Linked DNA regions of Homo sapiens: region 1 is linked to region 2. Evidence: read pairs that join two places in POLR2A ChIA-PET (ENCODE). Cell type or tissue: Panc1. All regions are shown on one strand.

The links. Peaks named below come from ENCODE experiments on the same cell type or tissue, not always from the same donor. Only the 100,000 strongest peaks of a DNase experiment are listed, where the experiment ranks them.
Region 1: POLR2A ChIA-PET joins it to region 2 with 6 read pairs; 3 of 35 experiments call an interaction of 5 or more read pairs at or near these places.

The regions. Positions count from the first base shown.
Region 1 is chr1:51,608,409-51,613,408 of GRCh38, reverse strand. It overlaps LOC105378719 (a long non-coding RNA gene), which reads left to right. Exons shown (of 3, transcript XR_947339.4): 3 at 2,341-2,426. It also overlaps a transcript of OSBPL9 not described here. Among named protein-coding and RNA genes, the nearest start is that of OSBPL9, 6.2 kb to the left of the region's middle. In Panc1, no CTCF peak of the experiment used is centred here; no DNase peak of the experiment used is centred here; H3K27ac peaks cover 1,244 bases.
Region 2 is chr1:51,670,486-51,675,485 of GRCh38, reverse strand. All of the region lies in intron 3 of OSBPL9 (oxysterol binding protein like 9), which reads right to left. Among named protein-coding and RNA genes, the nearest start is that of OSBPL9, 56 kb to the right of the region's middle. In Panc1, no CTCF peak of the experiment used is centred here; no DNase peak of the experiment used is centred here.

The sequences.
Region 1 (5,000 bases), 62 kb after region 2:
GAGTCCATATAAACACATACCTGTCTTTTCATCATGCTACATGGCCTCCTCAAAACACACTATACACTTCCTATAGAAACTTGATGTTCCAGACTAATCAGCAGAATAGCTCATGTTGCGGATGTCTTTTGGGATAAGCAAACTGTGGGGATCTTGAAACATCATGACTCAGATTGAGTTAAAAAATTTACATAGTGTTCATTAGTATCCCTCCATTAGCTTCTTAACAGCAGGAACCAGGCCTTATCTTTGTAGTCCTAGAAACTAGCCCAGTTCTTGGCACACAGAAGGTGCTTAATAATTATTGTTTGATCTGAATTATCTGTTCCATTGAAACTGACCAAAAGGTTTCAAGGATTGTGCTAAACTCCATGAGTTACGTTGTTTCCTTTATTCCCCTCAACAATCCTTCAAGATTTGTACTATCACACCCGTTTTAAATATGAGGACACTAGAACACAGAGTTATTTAGTGGCTTGCCAAAAGTCACACAACTAGTAAACAGCAGAACCAGAATTAGAATCTAGGTCTTTGCATGCCAGATCCATTTCACCCCAGCAGCAAGCTATATCTTCATTGTTTATGTATAAATGTCTTGATCACTTCTCAGTTATTTGGCTAAGATTAAGTGTAGTAAATAAATGTCTTGGACATGACACAGGCAACATCATCAACTTCTAAATCAGTTTTAACTTTCATCAGGGTCACCAGGCATCAGCAGGCTCTACTTAGCTTCAAATGTCAAAACACAGGTCATCAGGGAAAGCCAGGATCAAGTGCAGTTCTTGACTCATAAAACCATGTCCATTTCCACAGCACTTTTTCTACATTCTACACAAAGTGTCAAACTACATTCTTTAAATAATTAGCTAAAGTTACACGTGGTGGAGACACATCGGCTATAGTTCCTACATTCCTCAGTGACTGGCATCTTGTGGAAATGATGTGGCAGCTGATGCATAGCAGAAAAAAAGGACTAGACTCAGAACTGAAAGGTAGAGTCAATGTTAACCGTAAAACATCAAAAACTCGTCAAGGACAGGAGCTGGGACAGATTCATCCTGCCATTCAGAATATCAATAAATATTAAAGACATGATTTTTGAAAGACCATTCTGGCAGCAAAACTGAGGACAAAATGGAGAGGAGCAAGATGAGATAAGAAGACAAAGAGAGTTTTAAAAAGCTAATCAAGCAATAGAGAGTTTCAGTTTGGACAATGACAGCATGGATGAAGAATAGGAAAGATACTATTCTGTATATTTATTGAGAAACATTTTGGAGATAAGATTTTAAAACTCACTAAGCAATGGAATTAAATGAGGAGGGAGTAAGGAGAATCAGAGATAATACCAAGGTTTCTAACTTTTGTAACTGAATAATCATTTAGCCAAGTTTTGTTTTGTATGTATGTATTTATTCATTTATTTATTTAGAGACAGAGTCTCACTCGGTCACCCAGGCTAGAGTGCAGTAGCGCCATCTCAGCTCACTGCAACCTCCTGCTCACAGGTCTAAGCGATTCTCCTGCCTCAGCCTCCTGAGTAGCTGGGACTACAGGCGCCCGCCACCACGCCCGGCTAATTTTTGTATTTTTAGTAGAGACAGGGTTTCACCATGTTGGCCAGGCTGGTCTCAAACTCCTACCTCAGGTGATCCACCCCCCACCCCTTGACCTTCCAGAGTGTGGGATTACAGGTGTGAGCCACTGTGCCTGGCCTGTTTTGTTTTTAAAAAGGAAGAACAAGAATGGCTTGTGTTTCTCCATAGGAAGTTTCCTTCCTTTACACAGCTGTTTAGACCATTAATTTTTTCCCTTAGTTTCTAGCAAAAATTATTTCCAACTTTTCACAGCCAAGAGTGTAGGTACAAATTACTTCATAATGCATTCTGTTGTTGTTGGTTTGCTGTCTTCTCTTCCTAAACTTCACACCAACTGCTTTTTGTTATTGCTGTTATTGTTGTCATGTTTCTTAATTGGTATTTGTCGAGCATCAAATAAAACAACATTCCTACAGTGTTGTTTTATTAAGGAAAAACACAGAAACCTACAAGACATTGACTGTCCTTTGCTGGGTGTAGAGGAAACAAGATCATGCTTATATTTGGTAGAAGCAAAATAAGGCATAGCCTGTTTTGTTCACAGTCCTGTTTTTTTTTTTTTCACCCTTTCCACTAGCTACAGAGCAAGAAAGTGAAACATCAAGTTTAGGAAAAGCTATGATTTTCAGGCAAAAGAGAGTTGAGAAAGGGAGAGAAAATATTTTAGGAGATTTAGGTTCTGTAAGTGTTCTAAGGAAAGAAAAGAGGAATGAACTGATCTTTTGTCTTCTCCTTCCAGTGTCCCCTTGGAGACCCACATCTCAGCTACCTCGGGCTTTAAACATTTTACAAACACCCTCCTTCACAGATGGAAGTGACCTTTCATTCTTTACAGCCCCATCTACACCCTGAACAAACATGTAACAGTGTCTGGGACAACCTATTGCATCTACTCATTGAGTGCCTGGTTCTCCTATCTCTTGGGTTCTTTGAGGACTCAGTCATATGTGCATCCACAAGCTTAGCACAGTGCCTCACGTAGACAACATGGAACACAAAGCCGCAGGCAATCTGCTTAGCAGCAGCAGGCAATCTGAATAAAAGGGTCAGGGAAGGCTAGGGAAGCTGGATTGCCAGAAACCATTTTTACTTACGCTTTGTACTTATTTGGGTTGGCTGAGAGGAGCTCATAGAGATTAGGGAGCTAATTCTCCCAAGCCACTTTCTTGAATAAATGATAGTCAAGGAAAAAGTAGCTTCTCCAGCTAAAATCTCATTGAGGTCAGTGACTTATTCACCTCTCTATCTCCAATATAACAATACTGCCTGGGGCATAGCAGCCCATGTTGAATGTTTGTGAAGATGATCTGAATTAAGGTTAGGAGTTCAAAACCAGCCTGGCCAACAAGGTGAAACCCCGTCTCTACCAAAAATACAAAATTAGCTGGGCATGGTGGTGCACGCCTATAATCCCAGCTACTCAGGAGGCTGAGGCAGGAGAATTGTTGAACCTGGGAGGCAGAGGTTGCAGTGAGCAGAGATTGCGCCACCGCAGTCCAGCCGGGGCAACAGAGCAAGACTCCATCTCAACAACAACAACAACAACAACAACAACAACAACAAATATCAGTTCCTTTTTGAGAGTTTCTTTGGACACCCACACCTGTGCCCACCCCCAGATAGAGCTAATCTTACCTTTACTATGTTCCACAGTGAATTACACATTCTAATTCAGGTAGCAATTATCTCACAGCGTCCTTAATGAGTTCATCCACAGTGTATTGTGACAAGAATATTCTACATTGTAAGATATATGTGTGGGGCCGGGAGTGGTGACTCACACCTGTAATCCCAGCACTTTGGGAGGCCGAGGCAGGCAGATCACGAGGTCAGGAGTTCAAGACCAGCCTGGCCAACATGGTGAAACCCCATCTCTACTAAAGACACAAAAAATTAGCCGGGCGTGGTGGCACATGCCTGTAATCCCAGCTACTCAGGAGACTGAGGCAGGAGAATCGCTTGAACCCAGGAGGTGGAGGTTGTGGTGAGCCGAGATCACGCCACTGCACTCCAGCCTGGGCAACAAGAGCAAAACTCCGTCTAAAAAAAAAAAAAAAAATAGACATTCAGCCGGCAAGTGGATATCCTAATTTGGAGCTCAAGAAATAAACCAGTGCTGGAATTACACATTTGAGTTTTAATCCATAGGCGGTAGCTGGCCAGGAGTGGTGGTTCATGCCTATAATTCCAGCACTTTGGGAGGTTGAGGCATGAGGCAGGAGGATCACTTCAAGCCAGGAGTTTGAGACCAGCCTGGGCAACATAGCCAGACCCTGTCTCTACCAAAAAAAAAAAAAAAAGCCAGGCATGGTGGCACATACCTGTAGTTCCAACTACTCAGGAAGCTGAAATTGGAGGAGCTCTTGAGCCCAGGTGGTTGAGGCTGCAGTGAGCCTTGATGGTGCCACTGCACTCCAACCTGGGCGACAGAGTGACACCCTATCTCTAAAAAAAAAAAAAAAAAAGGAGAGAGAAGGTAGCTGAAGGCATAGGAAGCATTGAGATCAGGGAATGTGGATAGAGTGTATGGTTCAGGATGGAACCCTAGAGGACAGCAAAATTTAAAGAAGAGGAAAAAGAAGAGAAACCAGGAAAAAAGATTAAGAATCAATAATTAGAATGGGGAAAAATGAGAGAGGCTTGAGAAAGCTAAGGCCTACGGAAAATACTTCAAGATCAAATGCAGGAAATTAAGAGGCATTCTCCTTGGTGAACTCTATTTCTATATGAATTAGGTCATTAACAGATAGGAAGGGGGAAGGGGAGGTCATAGAATTAGACAGTGAACTTTAAGAAGGTGATGAAGTGTAAAAGGCAAGAGGGAAGGGCTCTGTGAAGTGAAAAAAAAAGGGATGGAAGTAGCAATAAGGGTCCCTCTGAGTTTAAACATACAAACTATTGGTAGCACTGGCTTATCTTGTTTTGAATGGTTGAGGGATTTTTTTTTTCCCCCAGCAATTCTCAGCAGCCTGTGTCTAGGAACACAGGAGGTGCATCACTGGAATTATCCAAGGTGAGAGAGATTTATAAGGTAGGTGGAGGAAGGAAGAAGTTGAGAGTAGCTGGTTAGCCTATATGTTAGAGTAGGTAGTTAGGCGGACAAGAGCAGGGCAGGAAAGCCCCCCCCCCCAATCCAGGAATGTCAGGTGACCATCAGATGATGGTCAGGAGATTGTTAAACTATCTCTCTAAAATAATCATTGAAGGCCAGTTGTGGTGGCTCATGCCTGTAATCCTAGCATTTTGGGAGGCTGAGGTGGGTGGATCACTCCTTGAGGTCAGGAGTTTCAGACCAGCCAGGCCAACATGGTGAAACCCTTTCTCTACTAAAAATAAAAAAAAAAAAAATTAGCTGGGCATGGTGGCACACTCCTGTAATCCCAGCTACTGGGGAGGCTG
Region 2 (5,000 bases):
CTAGCCCATAGATGCATTTTATTCGGTCTACATAAAAAATTGTTCCTAAAACTGGAGAGTTCACACACACACACACACACTCAACCCCATTCACAAAAAATAAATAAATAAATAAATTAATTAATTAATTAATTTCTGGCTTCTCTTGGAAAAAAAAGGATGATCTGACAACAATGGGCAAACATTCCAAGCCTACAACTGTCTGGAACTAAGTGGCAGCTATCCCTTTACACAGGGTGTGACCTCTCCAACTTGCTAGTCTTTACACAGCCATACTCTTCACTCATTTACAGTTATGCACTGCTTAATGACTGGAATCTGTTCTGAGAGATGTGTCGTGAGAAATGCATCATTAGGCAATTTCATCACTGTGCCAACATCAGTACATGAACCTAGATGGTAAAGCCTACTACACACCTAGGCTATAGGGTTTGGCTATCATTCCTAGGCTATAAACCTGCAAGCTTGTCCAATCTGCTGCCCACAGGCTGCATGTAGCACAGGATGGCTTTGAATGCAGCCCAATACAAATACATAAACTTTCTTAAAACATTATGAGGTTTTTTTGTAATTTTCTTTTTTAGCTCATCAGCTATCGTTAGTGTATTTTATGTGTGACCCAAGACAATTCTTCTTCCAATGTGGCCCAGGGAAGGCAAAAGATTTGATGCCCTGCTATAGAGTATGTTACTGGACTCAATACTGAGGGCAACTACAACACAATGGTAAGTATTTGTGTATCTAAACATAGAAAAAGTACAGTAAAAATATGGTATTATAATCTTATAGAACCACCATCATATATGTGGTCCATCGTTGACCTAAATGTCCTTATGCAGCACTTGACTGTACTTATCTGCCTAGCCGTTAGGCATTCATATTTTCAACTTCTAGTTCTACCTACCAGCAGTATGCTGACGATCACAAATCTCCATTTCCAGCCCAGACTCAGATCCAATTACCATCATCTATGTGTCCCACAGACACCTTAAACATAAGAGGTCCCTCACCACTACCTCTGCTCTCCTATATTCTCTATTTCAGATGCTGACAGTGAGGCACAATGGCTAACACCTGAAATCCCAGTAATTTGGGAGGCTAAGGCAGGAGGATTGCTTGGGCCCAGGAATTCAAGACCAGCCCTGGCAACATAGTGAGTTATACCTCAATAAAGTTGATTAAACATACACACATATAAATTTTAACTCAAAAAATAACTATTACAATAAAAATTTTTTATTAAAAAAAAAATTAGTCAGCCATGGTGGTGCAGGCTAATTTTTTTAGTAGTTCCAGCTACCTGGGAGGCTAAGGTGGGAGGATCACTTGAGTCCAGCAAGTCGAGGCTGCAGTGAGCCATGATCATGCCACTACACTCCAGCCTGGGTGACAGAGCAAGGCCCTGAAAAAAAAAAAAAAAGAAGAAGAAGAAAACAAAGGAAAGAAAGAGAGAGGGAGAGGAAGGAAGGAAGGAAGGAAGGAGTTGACAACATCCAACAGTAAGCCAAGCCAAGAGCATCACCCTTAGTACCCAAATTCTCTCACCTCCCATTTCTGAGCAATTACCAGTTCCTACAGATTAAAAAAAAAAAAAAAACTTTTTTAGAGACAGGGCATCACTATATTGCCCAGGCTGGAGTGCAGTGGCTATGCACCAGGTGTGATCATAGAACACTACAGTCTTAAACTCCTGGGCTCAAGTGGTCCTCTGGCCTCAGCCTCCTGAATAGCTAGGACTACAGGTGCATACCACTGTGCCCCAGTTCCTATAGATTTTTTAAAATCTCAAATCTAGTCCATTTTCCTCCCTATTATCACTGCTTTAATCTATTTAAGGTCTCATCAACAACCACAGCTATGTTATAACACTATGAATAAACTGCCCATGCTCCAAGCCAAAGACACTGCTCCCACCTGTGTGTTAGATCCCATTCTCTCTTGCTTTCTCCAGGACACTGATCCAGCAACTCTCTCCTTTCTCTCTTGCATCATCAATTCTTCCCTGTTTACTGAATCACTGCCAACAACATAGAAATGCTATTATTTCTCTTATCCTACAAAAACAAAACAAAAGCTCCCTTGCTCCCATTTCCCCTTCCGGTTACTGCTATATTTCTCATCTTCCCTTTACATCAAAACTTGAATGCACTGTCTCCACTCCTATCTTAAAATCACTCTTCTCAAGGTTACCAATAAACTTCTCAGTATTAAATCCTGTAATCATTTCTCAATCCTCATCTTATTTGATCTGTCAGTAGCATTTGACATAGTTGCTGATCCTTCTCTCCTCCTAGAAACACCTTTTCTTGTGGCTTCCAAAGTACCACATTCATTTGGTTTTCCTCCTCCTTTTTGGTTGCTTCTTCTCAATCTCTTTTGCTGGTTTTACCTCATCTTGCGCCCTCTCAATAAATGTTTGAGTGCCCCAGGGCTCTGTAGTTGGACCTCTTTTCTCTCAACATTTATTCCCAAATTCTTGTGGCTTTCAATACCATCTATGTGCCAATGACTCCCAACTCTATTTCTGCAGACCAAACTTTTCCACTGAACTCCAACTGCCTACTTGACATCTCCATTTGCCTATTTGGTGGACATTTAAAACTTGTTTAGTAAACATGTCCAAAGCTAAGCTCTGATGCCCACATTTCCCTCACCCTCCCAAAACTAGTTCCTCCTGCAATCTTCCACTTCAGTTAATGGCAACTCCATTCTTGTTACTCAACCTAGACTTGTCTTTCTGTCATATGTTACAGCTCAACCTTCAGAATAAATATACTGTCATACAATGAAGTATTACTTAGCAATATAAAAGGAACTATTAATATATACAACAACATAGATGAATCTTAAAAACATTATGCTGAGCTAAAATAAAGCCAGAAAAGAGAGTACATATGGTATGATTCCATTTATGTGAAATTCTCCTAACAAAACATCTATTCTACAATGATAGAAAGCAGAAAAGTAGTTGCCTGGGGCCGGGGGCTGGGGCTGGGGACTGACTGACAGGAGCATAAAGGAATCTTTTGGAGTGATGGAATCTATATCTTGATTGTGGTGGTAGTCATGAGTAAATAAACTGATTAAAATGCCTAACTGTATATTGTGTACATTTTATTGTATGTTAATTACACCTCAATAAAGGTGATTAAACATGCACACAATTCGACCACTTCTCACTATCTCCCCATCTCCACTGCTACCATGTGGGAGCCACTACCACCTCTCTTCTGGTTTACAACAGCCTCTTACTGCAGAAATAGTTTCCCTACTTCTGTCCTTGCCCCTCTGAATTTTACTCCCAACACAGTGGCCAGAGTCATCCTGTTAAAACATAAATCACACCATGTCACTCCTCTGCTCAAAACCTTCTAATGGCCTTTTATCTCAGTCAAATTCAATGCCCTTATAAAGGCCTCATATGGTTGGACTTCCTGTGTCCTCTCAGATTTCATTCTCCATTACTCTCCACCCATGGTTATCTGCACTCCAGCCAGAGCTGACCTCTAGCTGTTCTTCAAATATATGAGTATAAACTACAAAAAGAAAAACAAAACAAAGTATATGACTGTGTTGGGGAGGAAGGCAGGGTGGGTACGTCATTCCAGGCAAAGAAATGATGTATTCACCCCACCTCCCCCACCAACATAGCCATATACTTTGTTCCCTGACTTTCTTCAGCTCTTCACTAAAAAGGCACCATCTCAGTGAGTCTTTCCCTAGCTACCCTATTTAAAATTTCAACACTTCCCCTCTCCCTGCAACCTCACCTCTATTTCATTTTCTCCTTTCGTATTTTATTTTTTTCTCCCCAGGACTTATCACTCTCATTTACTTATATTTTACTAACTTATCATGTTGATCGTGTTGATTACCTTTCTCCTTTCCTGGAATGGATGACTCAAGGGGCAAGGAATTTTATCTGTTTTGTATACCACTGTATCCCCAGAATAATGTCTAAAATAGATGTTGAATGAATAAATGAATGTATCTGAACAAACTCTAGCTTTCCCTTTAATAGTTGACAGTAGAATTTGTTTTATAATGCATCAACTGATATTTCATTTGCTTAAAAAAAAACTGGTGTATTCAATAAAAACTTCAGCACATTTAAAGATATGTTCACATATATAGCTAAAATTTGCTTTCAATTCTAATCAAGAATTTAAGATCTCTCAGACACTGATAACTTTGTATCAAATTTGCAGGGATTTTATGATCAAGGACCTATGAATGTGAAATAGCTCTCATTAACGAAAAAAAAATACAGTCTTACCAAGTTCTTTGCAAAATCCAGATCTCATGCTAAAACTCCCATAACTACTACAATAGAAAATAAACTAATTATTCTGACAGTTTCAGAACTATGAATCCATTTTTAAAATGTGCATAACTCTTATCATTTAAATCCTTCCTGAGGAATATTTCTTGTTTTATAAGCCAAATAAGTATGAGAGTGCCAAAGGGGACATAAATAATTTAAAAGTAAATCAGAAGGTAGAGGTACAGCTTCTGAGGGTCCAAAGGAGGTGTCTCCTTCTTAGTAACTGCAGAGAAGAGAATTCCATACTGCAGCCTTACCTGCACCCAGCAGCTCTTTCTTGAAATGCATTAAAATATTCAACTTCATTCAAGTAAAGAGTTCCAGAGTGTAGGAATTACCTGCTGATTTATAGGCAGCATTACATATTTAACTTAAAAATAAAAACTCTGGGCTTTCATAATAGGATTTAAAATGTTTTATGAAGTTAAATATAGTAGAAAATTTCAGGACAGCATCGTTATTAAAGCAGCTCTGAATAAATTATATCATCAAACACAGTAAATATTTTAAGGTTATGTGGAAGAAAGCATTAGAGATATCACTATTGAGTACACTGGTTTAGGTTTGTTGAATATAACCTGCATCTTTCATTACTATCTGTCAATTTCTGAAAGAAGACAATGAAGAAAAATAACTGCAATTCACTATCCTAGCACAAAAAGACAACAGCTGCCTA